Regions from separate parts of the Homo sapiens genome. Here region 1 is linked to region 2. Evidence: read pairs that join two places in POLR2A ChIA-PET (ENCODE). Cell type or tissue: Panc1. All regions are shown on one strand. Each heading gives the region's core, and the rest is flanking DNA. Links, peaks and the distances in the headings are about the cores only.

Region 1 (7,747 bases), core at 1-4,000, 130 kb after region 2:
GGGCTCAGGGGCTCCCATGGGCCTCTCAGGGGACCCCCACCCATGCGTTGATTCATGCACTTCCTGCCCTCCCCCGCCCCAGCAGCTGCTCCCGGCCACCTTTCCCTCCTCTCATTGACCCCTGACCTGCCAGTGCCAGGGGCCCCCCAGAGCCGCATGGAAGGTCCTGCTCAGAGAGCACCTGGGCACCCAGCCTCTCCTGTCCCTCCTCTTGCCCCTCCTCCTCCCGCTTCTCCCAGCTCCCGCCCTTCACTTCCTCTGTGCCCTCCCACAGTGAGGCAGCAGGGGGCAGAAAGGCAGGCTCTTCCGGGCCCTCCCAGGCCTCCCAGCACCTGAGGCCTCCTCAGCCTGGACCAAGTGCGGGGTGCCCAGGCCCCTGCTGTGGCTCTGGAGAAAGGCCAGGCTCCTTCCCAGCAGGGTGGGCATCCTGCCAGCCCGAGCAGCTGAAGCACTGACCTCAGGACCCCCACCTCCTCCTGCCCACCCCACCCTCCTGTCTGGGCCAGGCCGGCGGGCCATCTTGCACCTTCTGCCTGGGTCTAGCCCTCATCTCTCCTTCCTCCCACTGCCTAGGTCCCTTCGGTACTCCACTGCCCACAAGCCCCTCCAAGCTGGGGCACGGGCCATCCGGCTCAAGGCTGGGCCTCGCCAAGGCCCACAATAGCTCACCTGCTAGTGCTTCTACCCCGGGCCTCTCCAAGAAGCTGCTGGAACCTCCCCACACGCCTCTGCAGGTCAAGGGTACCCAGGGCCCACCCTGAGGCCCCTATGCCCTCGCCCTGGCCCCACCACGGGGCTCCTCTGCCCAGACGTCCCAGGTCCAGAGTGGAGGCTCAGCCTTGGGCCTCAGTCCGCTCCCGGCCCGGATGTGAGGGTGGGTCGCAGCTGCACGGCCTCGCTGCCCACCAGGCCTGCGGAAGGGAGGACACGCCCTCCCACAGACCCTGTGATGGCGGCTGCCATGGAAGGTGTCTAGGCCCTTTTGGGCATCCCCTGCCCCCGTCTAGGTCCCCAGGTACTTGCAGAAAAGAAGGGGTGAGCACAGCCTTCTGTAAGGGGGCGCCCGAGTCCTGGCCAAGGTGGCCGCCCACCCTGGGGCTCCACAGTCCAGGCAGCCACCTCTTCAGTCTCTCCCCTTAATGTGGGGCAGAGTGGATAGAGGGACTCCCTCCTCTGACCAGCCAGGCAGGCAGGGAAACCCGGGCACGGGAGCCCAGGGCTGGTGGCCATGCCCTGAGGGAACTGGCTGCACTTGCAGCCCAGGCCACAGGCCCCAGGACACCCCAGACCTCTTGGCAGGACCCCAGGGTTAAAAGGCAGTTTGTGGCGCCACTTCTCCCCTGATGATGGACACCTTGAAGGGGCTCTGGGCACCAGCGGAACAAACGTCATAGGGAAACTCAGCAGCTGACCTACCACCAGGACCCACCTGTCCTCTGCCCTCCCAGAATCCTGGTCATGCGTCCAGCAAGCTCCCAGGGAGGACACGCCAGGCACTGGGCCCATGGACACGCTGTAGAGAAACGCCGCAATCGTTAGGGGCATGTGACTAAGACGCCTCCTTCCCATAGGCACCCACGGGGTGCGGCTCTTTCCAAAACGCCACATTAAAACAGCTGCAGGAGGACCGAAGGGGCCTCGTGCCCATCCCCTGCTGCTACTCCCCAGCCCGCCCTCAGCCTCCTGCCGCTGGAGCTCTGCCCACCTGCACACCCCACTCTTCTTCATCCCCAGCCCCATAAGCGAGACTACCTTGAGGCCAGTAGGTGCTTCCTGAGAGTTTAGGAATAACAGGGGAACTACAGCAAATAGCAACAATTTTAAAAGCAAACAAGGCATCAGCCCTTGCCATCCTCAAGCCGTGACCACCCCTGCCCAGGACGGAGCTCCAGCGGCTGCACACTTCCCCCAGGGCTCGCCCTGCAGCTACCTCTCAGCTCCTGGGAGGAAACTCCACATTTCAGCTGCTTTATACCCAGAGAAGCCTCCTGCCTCCCTTCCCAGTCCTGGCAGATCCTGGGCCTCTCCTGCCTGCCTGGCCTCTTGGAAATAACTGGCTGAGCCTCTCTGTGTGTCTGGCACAGCATGGGGCCCAGAGGCCAGAGCCACCGGAGGTACCCTGCAGAGAGGGTAGGGTTGCAAAATCCTCCCCCCCACCCCCACAACTGCAGAACACACCCTGGGCCCAGCTGGGCTCTAGAGGTGCCCAGGAGAGGGAACTGAATTATTTCAGGAATTGGAGATGCCCCTGTGGCTGAGGAGGAGCTGGGGCTGGGGCCGGGGCCAGGGCCGGGGCTCTGACCTGCCACTCTGCCCCACATTAAGGGCAGAGACCGAAGAGGTGGCTGCCTGGACCTTGGAGCCCCAGGGTGGGCGGCCACCTTGGCCAGGACTCGGGCGCCCCCTTACAGAAGGCTGTGCTCACCCCTTCTTTTCTGCAAGTACCTGGGGACCTAGACGGGGGCAGGGGGCCTGGGGGTCTGGGCCTGGGGGCCAGACCCTCCATCATTTCCTAGGCTGGTGCTCAGAAATGGAGGAATCTCAGGACAGGTCCCTGTGGTCTACGGGGTGGCAGGCCTGAGGCTGGCCCTCTCTGCAGAGGACACCTTGGGGGCTGCTGATCAGCCTTGAGGCCAGAGATGGCTCTCACCTGCTTCCCCGTCACAGGACCAGCACTGTCAGCCTCACCTGGAGGCTTTCTGCAGGGCTGGTTCTCTTGTCCCATCAGTGTCTGTGTGGGGTCACCCTGTTCCCCTAGGAGGGTGGGTCTGCAGGGGGGAAGCCAGAGTGGCCCTTGGAGACCTCAGGACCCCAGAGGGAATGAGCAGGGAGCCTTGAGGGTCTGGAGGAGGAATTCAGAGAGGCAGGAAGCCGGGGAGCCCTGAGGAGAGGCGAGAGGGAGTGAGCGAGCGGGGGAGGGAGTGAGGGGGGAGGGAGCCCTGAGGAAGGGGAGGGGAGTGAGCGGGGAGGGAGTGAGGAGGGAGGGAGCCCTGAGGAGAGGGGAGGAGAGTGAGTGGGAGTGAGGGGGGGAGCCCTGAGGAGAGGGGAGGAGGAGTGGGGGGGTGGGGAGCCCTGAGGAAGGGGAGGGGAGTGAGCAGGGAGGGAGTGAGGCGGGGAGCCCTGAGGAAGGGGAGAGGGAGTGAGTGGGGAGGGAGTGAGGGGAGGGAGCCCTGAGGAAGGGGAGTGGGGGGAGGGGAAGGGTGAGGCAGGAAGCCAGGGAGCCCTGAGGAGAGGGGAGAGGAGTGAGGGGGAGGGGAAGGTGTGAGGGGAGTGGGGGTTGAGAGGAGAGGGAAGGAAGGGAAGGGGGAGGGGAGGGCGATGGGGGAGCCCCCACAGACACCCCAGCTGCTGGCTGGGCGCTGGGCACCCCCCAACCGTTGGGCCTTGCTCCCACTAGGGGCAGTCGTGTCCCAGCCCCACAGTCAGGTCTGAGTCAGGGACCCGTGGCGCCCGCCCTCCCTCAGCTGAGCTCACCAACAGCTGAGAAATATTCATTTAAAAAAGCCCCCATTAAAGAGCTAACTCATTGCTGACACTGCAACTTTTTATTTTATTTTATTTTATTTATTTATTTATTTTGGAGACGGAGTCTCGCTCTGTCGCCCAGGCTGGAGTGCAGTGGCGTGATCTCGGCTCACTGCAAGCTCCGCCTCCCGGGTTCACGCCATTCTCCTGCCTCAGCCTCCCGAGTAGCTGGGACTACAGGCGCCCGCCACCACGCCTGGCTAATTTTTTGTATTTTTAGTAGAGATGGGGTTTCACCGTGTTAGCCAGGATGGTCTCAGTCTCTTGACCTCGTGATCCACCTGCCTTGGCCTCCCAAGGTGCTGGGATTACAGGCGTGAGCCACCGCACCTGGCCTTATTTTATTTTATTTGAGACAGAGTCTCACTCTGTTGCCCAGGCTGGAGTGCAGTGGCACGATCTCAGCTCACTGCAACCTCCGTCTCCTGGGCTCAAGGAATTCTCCTACCTCAGCCTCCCAAGTAGCTGGGACTAAAGGCGTCCCCCACCATGTCCAGCTAATTTTTGTGTTTTTAGTAGAGATAGGGTTTCACCATATTGGCCAGTCTGGTCTTGAACTCCTGACCTCAGGTAATCTGCCCACCTCGGCCTCCCAAAGTGCTGGGATTACAGGTGTGAGCCACCACACCCGGCCTGCAACTTATTTTTATATTAAAAAATTTGAGTCCTTAGAGGACGGAGGCCTACAGAGCCATGGGCCAGGCAGAGCAGAGGCAAGAAGGCAGAGGTGAGGGTGGCACCGTCCCCTGCCGGGGCCTGCAGTGTCATCTGGGGCTGGATCTCCAGGCCCCGTCCTCCTGCGACCACCTCGCTGCCCATGTGAACCTGTGGTCAGCCCCGGGGACCTCGGGGAGGCAGGAGGAAGTGTGCACCCTGCCCTGCCTGCTGGCTGGGAGCCCACGGGGTGGGCAAGGGGTGGGCAATGCCTTGTGACGTCTCCCATGTGGCTTCCTTCATTTTTTCTGAAGTGCCCTGGTCCTTTTCCTTCTTTTTAAACATTTTATTGTGGATGTGTCCCACCCCACTTAAGGAAGAGTCTAGTACCTCATGCCGGCCGCCCCGTCCTGGCCCCCCGCCCATTCCGGCCCCCCCATTCCGGCACCCCATTCCAGCCCCCCCATTCCGGTCCCCCCATTCCGGCCCCCGCATTCCAGGCCCCCCATTCTGGCCCCTCCATTCTGGCCCCCCCATTCCAATCCCCCATCTGCCCCCCCCATTCCGGCCCCCCCATTTCAGCCCCTCCATTCTGCTGCTGTCCCTTGGTGTGTGAATGTTTCCGTTTGTCTCTACAAGATCACGAGTTCCCTGCGCTGAGCTCTTTTTCCTTTCCCCTTCCCCAGCGCCCCTGCTCTGTGCTGCATTTGGAAAGAACCTAAATGTCCTCCCTCTGAAGACTGGTTAAACATCTGGTTATGATCCAGTGGTAAGCAGTGCCTCCCTTGGGTTAAGAATACACACGCACACATGCATACACATGCGTAAACACACACATGTACACACATGCACACTCATACACTCACATGCCCACTTATACACATACATGCACACATGCACTCCTAAACTCACATGCATGCGCACACACGCACATGCACACACACGTGCACACACACACTCATACACATATACGTACACACATGCACACACACGTGCACACATGCAATGCACTCATACATACATGCACACATGCGCTCCTACATTCACACACACATGCGTGCACACACGCACACGCACATGCACACTCACGCAAGTCACACGTGCACATACGCACATGCACACTCATATGCACACACGCACACCCACACTCACATGCATACGCACCTGCTAACAGCCCTGAGGAGGGAACCCCGGGTTAACAGGAGCTGCCCCTGAATGTGTGAGGGATGGGCTGGTTTAGGATACCATGCTTGGCTGTCAATATTTTGTAATTGTTCTGTAAAAAGAGTGGATTCATTTTGTAATAAGCAAATAAGCTTAAAAAAGAAAAAGAAATCTGGGATCAGGAGAATTCGGGGTTTTACCCACCTTCGCTTTAAATTCCATTTCTGCTCTCAATGTTTGGTAATGGTTTCACGGCCTTTTCAATTGCTCACGTGAGTGTTTTCAACCACCAGCTCACGTTTCTGGAATCCGTTCCTTTGGCTGTGCCACTTGTGATCCCTTCTGCTCCAACGTTTGCCTGGGGAGCTCATTAGGTAGCCAGGACCCTGGGCCACTGCACCCCACCAGGACGGCAGGACTGAAAAGGCCACTGACGTGAGTGCGGGGAGGTCGGGTGGAGATGAGCTCAGCCCGGCTTAAAGTGGGGCATCCCGACACCCCCAAAGGCATGGGGCAGGAGCGGCGGGGCGAGTGTCTTGCCAGGCTTAAGGCTCTAGGACCAGAAACCGGGCTCAGGGAGAGGCTCCTGGGTTGAAGAGTGGCCGTGGGGGCTCAGGAAGTCCTGCCCCAGCCTTTCCTGTGCTGCTTGAGTTCTCACTCTATGAGTATATTCTGACGAAAATGAAAATTAGAACATGAAACCTCCCTTTCTCTTCTGCTGGCCTCGAGGGTACACATGCTGTCGGCTGGCGGAGTAGGCCCTGTCCCACCGCAGGCAGCATTCTGCAGGCCAATTTGAGAGGCCTAGTGCCTGCCACGCAACCACCCTCGGCCCTGAGCCGTCTTCGAGGAATGGGGTCCCGGGCCCTGCAAGAGATGCCTGGTGCTGGGCATCACTCAGCCTAGTGTGAGGGAACCCATGGAGTGGAGATGGCAGGGCGTGGGGGGGTCCTGAGAGCCAGAGTCTGCACCACAGTGGTGGCTGGGGCCATGGACAGTGGGGCTCAGGGACGCTGCTGAGGAGACAGTGGGCCCAGATCCTGTGTGCTGGGGAGAGAGTGGGCCCAGATCCTGTGTGCTGGGGAGACAGTGGGCCCAGATCCTGTGTGCTGGGGGGGTAGACAGTGGGCCCAGATCCCGTGTGCTGGGCAGGGGAGACAGTGGGTCCAGATCCCGTGTGCTGGGGGGAGACAGTGGGCCCAGATCCCGTGTGCTGGGAAGACAGTGGGTCCAGATCCCATGTGCTGGGGGGAGACAGTGGGCCCAGATCCCGTGTGCTGGGGGGGAGACAGTGGGCCCAGATCCCGTGTGCTGGGGGGGAGACAGTGGGCCCAGATCCTGTGTGCTGGGGGGGAGACAGTGGGCCCAGATCCCGTGTGCTGGGAAGACAGTGGGTCCAGATCCCATGTGCTGGGCAGGGGAGACAGTGGGCCCAGATCCCGTGTGCTGGGAAGACAGTGGGTCCAGATCCCATGTGCTGGGCAGGGGAGACAGTGGGCCCAGATCCCGTGTGCTGGGAAGACAGTGGGTCCAGATCCCGTGTGCTGGGGGGAGACAGTGGGCCCAGATCCCGTGTGCTGGGCAGGGGAGACAGTGGGTCCAGATCCCGTGTGCTGGGGGGGAGACAGTGGGCCCAGATCCTGTGTGCTGGGGGTGAGGGTAGTGGGAGATGAGGGCAGCACTCCAGCTGTTTTGGGAGTGCCAGCCTGTGGTGGGGTGGGGGAAAGGCCCCCTCATGCAGGCACACATGCACACACACACGAGTCCACACACAGATGCACACAAATCCACAGACAGACATCCGCACATGCACACATGCATCCACACACAGGCGCACACACGCACACATGCGTCCACACGCAGGCACACACGCACACATGAACACACACATCCACATGCAGGCACACACATGCACACACACATCCACCCACAGGCACACAGGAACATGCACATCTACACACATCCACAGACACACACACATGCAGGCATACACTCACATGGGCATACACACCCACACAAGTATCCACATGCAGGCACACACACATCTACATGCATCCACACAGGCATACACATGCATCCACATGCATGCACACAGGCACACATGCATCCACACGCAGGCACACACAGACATGCATCCACACACAGGCAGACAGGCACACACGTATCCACATGCAGGCACACACACCCCCACACCCCACATGCAGGCACACAGGCACACACACATCCTCACACAGGCACACACATGCACGCACGCAGGCACACATGCACGTCGCATGTGCTCTGGGTGGATTTTGGTCACTTTGAGCACGGCGTCACGGCTCATTCTGGGGTCTGTCTCTGCAACTTCAAGGATAGCTGTGGGCACCTGGGGGAGGTCTTCTGGGCATGCCTTGGAGCTCAGATT
Region 2 (12,479 bases), core at 3,636-7,635:
CCCCACCACCTTTTGACCCCATATCTCCTGTGTAAACTTAACTCAGATACCAACTAGGATATGCAGGCCGGCTTGGAGGATGATCAGAGTCCCGTCCTGAAATGCTCAGGAGCAGACACTGCAACAGAACGTGATGCACCACGGGCGGCGTGCCGGGGGGGAGCAACCCACCTGCACTCAGGGCACCACGACCCAGTCTTTGCCTTCCAGCTTCTCTCCAGGTGCAGCGGCCCTGCCTGGGGGTCCCTCTGCCCCCTCCACTCCTGGCCCCTTCATTCTGCTGAGCCTCAGCCAAAACCCCTTCCCCACAGTCCTGCCACCTTTCAGAGGTCCCTCAGAGTTTTCTGGAGCCCAGCACAAGCCCTCTCCCCATGGGTCAGAGGCACCACAGGTGCGTTCAAACCGTGGCACTCAGCCCACCACTGGGCTCACAGCAATTCAGCGGGTGTGACCAGCATTCTGGGAACAGGGCAGACACCGGCAGAGCACATCCTGGTGGCCCTCGTCAGTCTCACTCTAAAACCCGGGTTCTGGGGTGTGAGTCTGGGTGCGACCCTCGGCTCCCCATCCCAGCTGGGGACTCTCCCAGGGTCTGTGGCCGGTCAGCACAGGCAAGACGCTGGGTGCATCAGAGATCTGCTTAATTCAGAAGGTAAAATGAGGTGACAACCATTTATTTAAGAAGGTAAACATTTAATGCTTGAAAGTAACATATGCAAGTTTGTATTCCAAGATCATTTAGAACACTCTCGTTTGCATCCTGTTAGCTGGTTGGGAAAAAAGGTAATGAATGATATCATGTGCAGTTTAGGCCCCAGAGAGGGTGGATGCAGTGGGGGACGCACACTGGGGACAGGAGCAGAGGACCCCTCCCAGCTGCAAGGCCTCAGGGAGCCACCACAGCCCAGAGCCCAAGGCTAGATTCTCTCCCTCTTTCCATCCAGGGCCAGGACTGTGTGGAGAACCCACTAGAACCTGCAGCCCCACACCTGAAAGGAAAACCCGCTCGGGGTGCCACCCAGCACCTGTCCAAGCCCGCATTCTGAACCTCTCCATACTCTCCTCTCCCTGCAGACAGGAGCTGTGCTGTGAGCCTCAGGAAGCAGACAGAGAAGTGCTGTCCTGGGGGCAGGAGGGGCACACCAGCACCTCCCACCTCTGGCAAGAGGGCTGGAGAGGAGCAGAGCCACAGCCCCGGACCACGGCTCCCTCACCTGGCCTCAACCTGGAGCCTGACCTGCACAGGGAGGGCCCAGGGCTGGGCCGTGATCTCAGAGGCTCAGCACACACACTGGCAGGGAAGGGCAGAGTCTGGTCACCAAGGAGCTACAGCAGCCCAGTGGGTAGCTGCAGGTCAGGTGGCATCTGTGGTGGAGGGATGTGGGCAGGGGGCAGTGGGTGAAATCATTTCCCCAGAAAGTACTCGTGGTTCAGGAGGAGAGGGGAGCCACCAGCTCCACAGTCCACAAGAGCCGCGATGTCAGTGGCATCAAGCAGGTCCTTTGGCAGGGAGTGTGAGAAGCAAACAATCATAAAGAAAGAAAACAGCCACAGAGCAGGCGGTGTCACTAGGGGACCACACACTCCCCACTGCCAGGGCCCTGGGCCGCACACACCACGCGGGAGCCCACGGCCAGAGGGACACAGGGAACCGGGGAAAGGCTGTCCTGAGGGCCAGGCGCTGAGGCGTCAGGAGTTCCTTGTCTAAGCTGGTGCAGGATTCCTCCTCGCCAAGATAAACACTGTTTACGGATTTCAAATAAACGCACTTCCACAGAGAAGCCAAGAAATAACTGGCTCCGCTGCTTGTGGTTGGGTTAGGGAAGTAGGATAGTGCTCATTGCTTTCCCCTTTTCACCAGTTTCCAAATGATTGTGAATGTGGTTAGATCGGTTTGGTTACTAATTTTATGATGTTTAACCAGACTGACAGTGACGTGCAGGCCCCTGTGGTGCCTGGTGCCTCAGCCTGTACTCCCCTCCCATCCTGACCCTGTGAGCTGCGGGGGGCTGGGAGCAGGCTAGCCACATGTCAGTTCTGCACAAGCCTTTCTGGGAGCTACACATCAGGTAAGAGGACCAATCCCTCCCTCAGGCAGAAACCAGGTGTCGTCCAAATGCCAAAAGCAGGCAGACATCAGGCGGCCGCCCTTCAGCACACAGGTCAGGGTTGCGATGTGTCCAGGCCGGTGCAAACGCCAGCCTGCGGAGGAAGAATGCAGCATTCAACAGAGTCCCAGCGGCTGGACAGGGAGCCTGAAGGCTGGGTCACCTGTCACCTGTCACCCTGTGGACCTGGCATCATGTGTTTTCCACGGACACCCCGAATCCGGAGCCCCCGGGAGGACTCCGCAGACCATATGCTGAGGTGTGCTTTGCGTTTCTATCGTCAGGTGGGCTGCAGGCTTCCAGGCTAGACAGCTCCTTACCACCAGAAGTCCGTGCCTACCAGCTGCCTCACGCCCCAAGGCCCAGCAACAAGGACAAGCACCTCCCCAGAGCTTCCGGAAGGCTCTCACAGAAACCACATTCCAGGCCTTTTAAAACGAAAAACACCCCCCAGCTACTCCAGAGGCTGAGGCAGGAAAATGGCTTGAACCCAGGAGGCAGAGGTTGCAGTGAGCCAAGATCCCACGACTGCACTCCAGCCTGGGCAACAGAGCGAGACTCTGTCTCAAAAAAAAAAAATACTGAGACCCCATCTCTACAAAAAATAAAATAAAATAAAATAAAATAAAATAAAATAAAATAAAATACAAAATTAAAAAAAAAAGAAAAAAAAGAGAAAAACACCCTCCCTAAGACCTCTGTTCACCCCTCCCTGTGTGAGGCCCAGGAGGCATCAGTAAACAGAAACAAGGCCGGCCCTCACACAGCAGGTACACCCCAACATCTCAACAAAACCTCACACAGGACACACACCCAACATCGCAACAAAACCTCACACGGCACACACACCCCAACATCTCAACAAAACCTCACACAGGACACACACCCCAACATCTCAACAAAACCTCACACGGCACGCACATCCCAACATCTCAACAAAACCTCCCACGGCACGTACAACCCAAAATCTCAACAAAACCTCCCACGGCACGCACACCCCAACATCTCAACAAAACCTCCCACGGCACGCACACCCCAACATCTCAACAAAACCTCCCACGGCACGCACACCCCAACATCTCAACAAAACCTCCCACGGCACGCACACCCCAACATCTCAACAAAACCTCCCACGGCACGCACACCCCAACATCTCAACAAAACCTCCCACGGCACGCACACCCCAACATCTCAACAAAACCTCCCACGGCACGCACACCCCAACATCTCAACAAAACCTCCCACGGCACGTACACCCCAACATCTCAACAAAACCTCCCACGGCACGTACACCCCAACATCTCAACAAAACCTCACACGGCACACACACCTCAACATCAACAAAACCTCACACAGCACACACACCTCAACATCAACAAAACCTCACACGGCACACACACCCCAACATCTCAACAAAACCTCACACAGCACACACACCCCAACATCTCAACAAAACCTCACACGGCACACACACCTCAACATCAACAAAACCTCACACGGCACACACACCCCAACATCTCAACAAAACCTCACACGGCACGCACACCCCAACATCTCAACAAAACCTCACACGGCACGTACACCCCAACATCTCAACAAAACCTCACACGGCACGCACACCCCAACATCTCAACAAAACCTCACACGGCACGCACACCCCAACATCTCAACAAAACCTCACACGGCACACACACCCCAACATCTCAACAAAACCTCCCACAGCACACACAACCCAACATCAACAAAACCTCACACAGCACACACACCCCAACATCTCAACAAAACCTCACACGGCACGTACACCCCAACATCTCAACAAAACCTCACACGGCACGTACACCCCAACATCTCAACAAAACCTCACACGGCACGCACACCCCAACATCTCAACAAAACCTCACACGGCACACACACCTCAACATCAACAAAACCTCACACAGCACACACACCCCAACATCTCAACAAAACCTCACACAGCACACACACCCCAACATCAACAAAACCTCACACAGCACACACACCTCAACATCAACAAAACCTCACACAGCACACACACCCCAACATCTCAATAAAACCTCACACGGCACGTACACCCCAACATCGCAACAAAACCTCACACGGCACACACACCCCAACATCTCAACAAAACCTCACACGGCACACACACCTCAACATCAACAAAACCTCACACAGCACACACACCCCAACATCTCAACAAAACCTCACACGGCACGTACACCCCAACATCGCAACAAAACCTCACACGGCACGCACACCCCAACATCTCAACAAAACCTCACACGGCACGTACACCCCAACATCTCAACAAAACCTCAGTATCTACAAAAAGTAGCTGTGTATGAAATAAACCGAGCTGATGTTTCTTTAAACAAGTTCTTTCAATGGGATTCCAGAGGCCCAGGTCTTGCATTTCAGCAATCAGCAGAGCAAGGGAAACACTCCAAGGCACGCTGCAGACAGACGCCCAGCAGAGGCAGGGCCAGAAGCAACACCAGGTTAAGTGGCACAAACTTTCCCTCAGCAACAGTGTCCTCTGAATCCTGTCCTGTTATAAACGCTACCGAGTAAAGCCAGAACAAGCACACTAGCCCATTACCAGGACTAGAGCATGAGAACCAGCAGTACCAAAAACACTTCCCAAGGGCTAGACACATGAAAAAGAGCAAACGGCACATCCCCACCAAGAGCCCTGGGTCACGCTGCTTCACAGGGAAAGCAGCCCTGGGCAGCCTCAGCATCCCTCCCAGGGAAAGCAGCCCCGGGCGGGCGTGCTCAGCATCCCCCTCCCCCAGGACAGCACCAGCACAGCCCTACGAAAGGCCCCACCCCCAGAAACCACGACTCCTCCCAGGCAAGCTGTGCAGCTCAGGCACCTCCCTGCAAAACAGAAGCTCAGGGAAGGCCTCTGGTCCAGGTGAGGGGCCCCACACCAGGGGCATCTTGCCACCAGGGGCATCTTGCCACCAGGGGCATCTTGCCAGCTGAGAAACTCCGACATTCTTCTGAAGGCCCCCCCATGGGCCACAGGCGTTTTCCTCTGAGTATCACAATGGTCCCTCCGGCCAGCCTCTCGGCACACCTGGGCCAATACCCTGTGGGTTTCCGGCCAGGCTCTTGGATGAGTCACCTTTTCCTAGACTATCTGCGGTGCCAGACATGAGCTGTCAAATCCCCAGTGTGTAAGTCCCAAGAGGGCTCTGCAGGCTCGTCCTGTGCTGCATGCTACTCAGCAGGCCTGAGTCTCTTCTAGTCAGGAGGGACCACAGGAAACAGTGAGACAGAGGGGCACAGCAGTGGGGGACAGAGGTGGTGGTCAGGGTGCGGCCCACTCTGCCTCTAGCCCAGTCGGTCGTTAACAAGCTCAGATGCCAGAGCCAGCCCCAGCTCAGTTCACACCCTGCCCCCTCCACCTGCTACCGCAGGGCCTCACACTGGCTGCTCACTCGCTAGCCCCTGTCTTTCCATCTGTGCAATGGAGCAACACAGCACAGGCATCAGGGCTGTGGAGATGATAGGTCTCCCTTCAGACACTCGAGGTCCTTACAGCACGCACGTCAGGGCTGCGGGGATGACAGGTCTGCCTGCAGACACTCCGGGTCCTTACGGCACAAACGTCAGGGCTGACATACCTAGAGACACACCACATCCTTACAGCACTATCTGGCACATAAAGGACATAAATATCAGCTGCACTTTTTTTAAATTTAGCTAAGCTCCTTAATAGCTCTGTGTAGTCCAAAGTTGGTGGTTTTGATTATCAGTGGTCCTGAGTGACCCAGAACCACACACAGCGGCAGGAGCTGGGCCTCTGTGTTCACCCAAAGGGAACTGAAAGAAGCCCTTCCCCGCAGCTGGGGAGGACAAGGCCCAGACAGGCCCATGTGGCAGAGCCCGGCGTGCCAGCAGAGAGGGTAGGCAGGTCCCAGCAGTGTGATGAGGGATGGGTGTGTCCTTGCGCCAATGGCCCTCCTCCTCTGCTCGGCAGGAGCCTCTGGCCTCGCTGCTTTGCTAGGCGATCTCTCCTTTTCTCCCTCTTGCTGTTCACCTCATTCAGCAAAAGGCACCTGCCTCATGCTGCATTCCCAGGTAGCTGCTGTCAGGGCCAGGGAAGGTGTCCAAAGGGCCCAGGGCGGAGCCCACGGTGAGGAGGGCCCAGCAGGTGGGCGTGCACTGTGCCCAGCTGGACCTGGCCAGGCAGCAGGAGGGGTTTGGAGAATGTTCCAACGCCCCGAACCCACGGGAGTAGGCTGTGGTGGGGAGGGAGTGCCTCGTTTTCATCCCTCAGCCCCCACCCACCAGGAGAGCCAGGCAGGCTGCTGCCGTGTGATGCGCCGCTGTGCCGATGAGAGGCGACCTGAGAGCAGCAGCGGCCGGAAGGACGGCCCTCTATCCACATCGCAGCACGAAGCTCACTGGCACAGAACACCCCCACCTCCTGCTGTCCTGGCAGCCCAGAAACACCCAGCACCAGCCAGTCACCCAGAAGTGTCACCACCGTATGGGTGTCCCCAGCCACCACTTCCAAATGGCTCAGTTGGTCCCTTGGTTTTATTGTTGGTGCACTGGAATTCTTACAAAAAAAAAAAAGTGTTTTGGTACTTAGAAACACAAGAGCTGAAAACGAAATATTCAAAGCAAACACCCACAATGAAGATTCAGTGGCCAAGTTGCCCAGTTCTCCCATGAGTCTGTGTGTGGTCAGCACCAGCAGCAGCACCAGGCCAGCGGGGGTTCAAGGACCCAGTGACAGCTAGAGAAGCCTTGCCACCCCTTTCTCCCCTCCCCAGACAGGATCGCAGAGGGACTCCACATACCTCGTCGGAAGGAAAACCCTCCAGCTCCACCCGAACTCCTCCCGCTTCCCAGGGCCAGAGATGAAACTGATGGATACGAAGGTGCCCACGGGGCATCCACAGAAGGGCTACAGTTAACAGTGAGCCCAAATGGTCATCTGGTTCTATGAGAGCTCACAGCTCAAGGCAAACGTGCAGTCACCAACAAGAAAATATCAGCAGAGCGCAGGCTCACACCTGTAATCCCAGCACTTTGGGAGGCTGAGGCGAGTGGATCACCTGAGGTCAGGAGTTTGAGACCAGCCTGGCCAATAAGGCGAAACCCCGTCTCTACTAAAAATTCAATTAAAAAAAACAGTGGGGGCCCAGCGCGGTGGCTCACGCCTGTAATCTCAGCACTTTGGGAGACTGAGGTGAGTGGATCACCTGAGGTCAGGAGTTCGAGACCAGCCTGGCCAATATGGTGAAACCCCATCTCTACTAAAAATGCAATTTAAAAAAAACAGTGGGGGCCCAGTGCGGTGGCTCACACCTGTAATCCCAGCACTTTGGGAGGCCGAGGTGAGTGGATCACCTGAGGTCAGGAGTTTGAGACCAGCCTGGCCAATATGGTGAAACCCCATCTCTACTAAAAATTCAATTAAAAAAAAACAGTGGGGGCCCAGTGCGGTGGCTCACACCTGTAATCACAGCACTTTGGGAGGCTGAGGCGAGTGGATCACCTGAGGTCAGGAGTTCGAGACCAGCCTGGCCAATATGGCGAAACCCCATCTCTACTAAAAATTTAATTAAAAAAAACAGTGGGGACCCAGCGAGGTGGCTCACGCCTGTAATCCCAGCACTTTGGGAGGCTGAGGCAGAGAATCGCTTGCACTCAGGAGTTCGAGACCAGCCTGGGCAACATACTGAGACCCCGTCTCTACAAAAAATAAACAAAATTAGGCGGTCATGGTGGCACATTCCTGTAAACCCAGCTACTCAGGGGGCTGAGTTGGGAGGATCCCTTGAGCCTGGGAGGGAGGTGGAGGCTGCAGTGAGCATTGATCCCACCACTGCACTCCAGCCTATGCAACAGGGCGAGACCCTGTCTCAAAGAAACCAAAAACAAACTAACAAAAAAACAAGCAAAATGCAGAAACATTTACAAGACCATGTCAGCTTCATATTAACAGAAGAAACCATGTGAGATAAAATTTTTATTATTTTTAACCAAAAAGAATTGACAATCCAAAAGAAAAACATGTAGAAAGTATAAGAACTTAACACTCTCTGCTGTATGGTGAGAATTAATCAGATGCTCAATGTTTAAAATAATTTCAAAAAAAGAATACCAGTAAGACCAACATGGAGAAACCCTGTCTCTACTAAAAATACAAAAATTAGACAGGCATGGTGGAACATGCCTGTAATCCCAGCTACTCGAGAGGCTGAGGCAGGAGAATCGCTCGAATCCAAGAGGCGGAGGTTGTGGTGAGCCGAGATCGTGCCATCGCACTCCAGCCTGGGTGACCGAGCGAGATTCCGTCTCAAAAAAAAAAAAAAAAAAAAAATGCCGGTAAGAACATATTGTGATCTATGTTGCCTTGCTCTTTGCAAATATATGTAGTAAACTTACATAGTTTTGACAATACAATTTCTGTACTTATTCACTAAGCTTCAATTGTCTCAAAAAAATTCTTTTTTGTGTTTTGTTTTGTTTTGTTTGAGACAGAGTTTCACTCTTGTCGCCCAGGCTGGAATGCAATAGTGCAATCTCGGCTCACTGGAACCTCCACCTCCTGGGTTCAAGCCATTCTCCTCCCTCAGTCTCCTGAGTGGCTGATATTACGGGTGCCCAACACCACGGATGGCTAATTTTTTTTTTTTTGTATTTTTAGTAGAGATGGGGTTTTACCACATTGGCCAGGCTGGTCTCAAGCTCCTGACCTCAGGTGATCCACCCACCTCAGCCTCCCAATTACCAGCCTCCCAGTAATCCCAGTAGCTGGGATTACAGGCGTGAGCCACTGTGCCCAGGCCACAAAAATTCTTAATTTACAAATGGAAAACTTGAGGCTTTAATTGAAGGCAGCTTAATAATTCTGTTATCTCATGGAGCCATTAAGGGCAACTTTTGAAATATTAAAACAAACTTCGCTATCGATACACATGGAAATGGCTTCCAGAGAAACACATAGGAACCCTTAGCCGGGTCCTCCACAGGTGGTACCAGGTGAACACCAGGAAAAATGTCTGGTGTTTCAGCCAATTTTTTTTTTTTTTTTTTTTTTTTGAGACGGAGTCTTGCTCTGTCACCAGGCTGGAGAGCAGTGGCTCGATCTCAGCTCACCGTAACCTCCACCTCCTAGGTTCAAGCAATTCTCCTGCCTCAGCCTCCTGAGTAGCTGGGACTACAGGCACGCACCACCACACCCAGCTAATTTTTGTATTTTCAGTAGAGACGGGGTTTCACTATGTTGGCCAGGATGGTCTTGATCTCTTGACCTCATGATCCGCCCGCCTCGGCCTCCTAAAGTGCTGGGGTTACAGGCGTGAGCCACCGCGCCCGGCCTCAGCCAATATTTTTTTTTAATTTTTTGCCAGATGTGGTAATTAAGCACTAAGTTATATGATCATTCAAAAAGGAAAGCATATAATTCAGTATAATTCACATTAAATCTTTTCTGAATAAGCTTTATATGTAGAGAACATTAAATATGTTTTAAATAACCAGATATTGGAATAAAAAGCTGGAATCGTTGGACTTCAGGCCACAGGGGCAAAAGCAGCTTTGGAAATCAGACCGAGCCCCGCATCTTCACCACAGACACGTTTACATGGAGCGGAAAAGGGAGGTGGGTGGAAAAACTGGTAAAACCCAAATAAAGCCTGTAGTTTGGTCAACAGTAGTGTCCCGTGTTACCATCCTGGCTCTGACAAACGAAGCATGGTTATTTACGATGTTCCTATCAGGGGAAACATAGGAACCAAACCTAAAATTATTCACCATACAAAGGTTTTTAAAAGTTGCCCAAGGGGCTGCGCCCAGCAGCTCACACCTGTAATCCCAGCATTCTGGGAGGCCGAGAAGGGAGAAGTGCTTGAGCCTAGGAGTTCAAGACCATCTTGGGGAACATAGTGAGCCCCCATCTCAAAAAATTAATAAATGAAATAAAAGTTGCCCAAGTAAAAGAGAGTTATTTTGTTTTGGTTGTTTGGGTATTTTTGCGTGCTTCCTTCCTGCTTCTGCAGAATGTGGGATGAGAATCTGACAGTGGCATCTGAGAAGGACGGTGTCACCTGCACAGGAGGGTGGCCGGATGGAGACAGGGGAAGAACTGGTTCCTGGTGACATCACTGAGCTGCTTGCCCACCCGGGAGCCTCCCTCCTCCAGACATTCCAGGGCAAATGACACCACCGTCCATGAGGGGTTCTGTTACTGCAGCCTACAGGAGCCGGACTAATACCCTGTGCCTCCTGAGAGATCAGAGCTCAAGATTAGCAACAGTTACTATTTCTCCATAAACCACTATTACAGGTTTTCAATAGATTCTCTTGTGTTTTCCAGATGCACAATCATATTTGCAAGTAACGTCTCTCCATTCTAGTATTCAATATTTACATTATTCTTTCTCTTGTTAAATTGTTAATTTCACTAGCTAGAGCTTCTGAAAGTATATTACACAACTGTGGTTACATGGGGTGTCTTGTCCCTGACACTAGTGGAAATGCCTGATTCTGTGTTTTAAAATTATATTATGGAAATACATGTTTTAATTTTATTAAGAATAATCATTTTTCAATCAAAAGTAGGCATTTAATATTAACAAATACATTTTCAGCATCTATCGAGATAACCTAACAAGGTTTCTTCTACTGATGAACTATTAACTTATGAAAACAGGGAATTACATCCCTCAACCTTTTGGAACATGAACTTATCCTTACGTTTCTAGTATGAACACATTGGATCGAGTTTATTTGCTATTGGGTCCTAAGCCGAGATGGTTTCACTCACAAGCAACAGCAAGACAACTGCACAGCTGTTTTCACGGTGCCACCTTCTGTCGGGCCTCCGTATCCCTGCATTTTCCTTCTGTCTGATAAGCTGGCTGGTTGAAAGGGAACTGGGGCCGGATGTTCCTCAACAGTTTGGTAGAATCCACTCTGGAAACACCTACATCTGGAGCTTTTTTGGGACAGCAACTTTGACAAGTCGATCAATCTTTTTAATTTTTTTCCTAATAACTGGTCAATTTAGTGTCTCCCTCTCTTCTGGAGTCAGTTTCATCATGCATACCTTGCATACATACCAATTTTTTCAAAAGTATTTGAACATCGTTGAGCAAATTAATGTCTTAAAACTGTTTTAAGTTTGACAGGTTTCCTTGGAGAACCAAGGACGACCACACATGTGGCCAGGTGTGAGTCACACCCAGAGAACACTCCTGAGGCTACAACGCCTCCCCGAGACCGACCACAGGGCTCTCTTGTCTACGACTGCTCCAGGCTACGAAATTGAGCAAAGTGGTCTTCACTCCTGCAAGACTCCACTGAAGGTACCTCCACACACAAGCCTCCAATTCAAAGAGACTCAAAACTAGGAGGAAATGGCACACACAAACACACACACACATTCACATACACACATGCACACATACATGCATACACAGAGACCCACACACACATACTCACACGCATTCACATACACACATGCACGGAGACCCACACACAACGGCGCACACACACACACACACACACAAACTCAGGCACACATTCACATACACATGCACTCACACAAACACACCCACACATAGACCCACATACACACATACACATATACATACATATACACACATACACACATGCACACACAGTGACATACATGCACAAATGCACATGCATACAGACATACGCACACATACATATATACACACACACAGGAAGGCTTTTGTCTTGCCTGTTTTAGACATCTGGGCCAAAAGGTAATGCCTCGGCCTGGATCTGTTCCACTGTCTAAACACACAAATCCAAAGCTATCTGGGAAGGTTGTGTTGAGGTGGGCCCATAAACTCCAAATACCTTACAAACTGTGCACATCAGGGAGTGTGTTGCCACAAACTATGGGGTTAAAAGTGACTGGATGAAAGTGCTTCAGAGAAGCCTTTGGCTTATTCCTTGAGTTGTTTAGGGTCAGACTTAAAACTGGCCAGGTGTGGTGGTGCATGCCTGTAATCCCAGCACTCAGGGAGACTGAGGCAGGAGGATCCCTTGTGCCCAGAAGGTCAAGGCTGCAGTAAGCCGTGACCATGCCATGCACACCAGCCTGGACAACAGAGCTGAGACCTTGACTCGAAAACAAAACAAAACAAAATTTTTTTAAGAATTAAAATAAATCTTTAGATATGTACCATCTCACTCTATAAAATACGCAGGGACATTCCAAACTCTCTATTCAGCACAAACGTCGTAAAGCAGCGCTGTGAATGGCTTGTTGGTGTTGGTACTGCTGCTGTGGGGAGCGGGGTGGCAGAGGCTCATACCAGGTGACCCAAGCACAGCCCAGAGCCCATGGGT

The links. Peaks named below come from ENCODE experiments on the same cell type or tissue, not always from the same donor. Only the 100,000 strongest peaks of a DNase experiment are listed, where the experiment ranks them.
Region 1: POLR2A ChIA-PET joins it to region 2 with 6 read pairs; 3 of 35 experiments call an interaction of 5 or more read pairs at or near these places.

Annotation. Positions count from the first base shown.
Region 1 is chr10:132,439,462-132,447,208 of GRCh38, reverse strand. It overlaps LINC03068 (long intergenic non-protein coding RNA 3068), which reads left to right and starts at 2,227. Exons shown (of 3, transcript NR_184030.1): 1 at 2,227-2,437; 2 at 4,866-4,948. It overlaps LINC02870 (long intergenic non-protein coding RNA 2870), which reads right to left and starts at 2,020. Exons shown (of 3, transcript NR_149317.1): 1 at 1,931-2,020; 2 at 1,430-1,513. RefSeq lists silencers at 3,281-3,330, 3,431-3,480 and an enhancer at 7,119-7,747. In Panc1, for the core only: CTCF peaks have their summits at 81 and 281 (motif pointing right); no DNase peak of the experiment used is centred there; H3K4me3 peaks cover 1,459 bases; H3K27ac peaks cover 2,934 bases.
Region 2 is chr10:132,564,905-132,577,383 of GRCh38, reverse strand. The region is part of intron 1 of INPP5A (inositol polyphosphate-5-phosphatase A); the gene reads right to left. Among named protein-coding and RNA genes, the nearest start is that of INPP5A, 33 kb to the right of the region's middle. RefSeq lists enhancers at 3,200-3,969, 3,970-4,738, 4,959-5,008, 5,019-5,168, 4,739-5,508 and 6 more. In Panc1, for the core only: no CTCF peak of the experiment used is centred there; DNase peaks (open chromatin) are centred at 4,653 and 5,243; H3K4me3 peaks cover 2,534 bases; H3K27ac peaks cover 2,983 bases.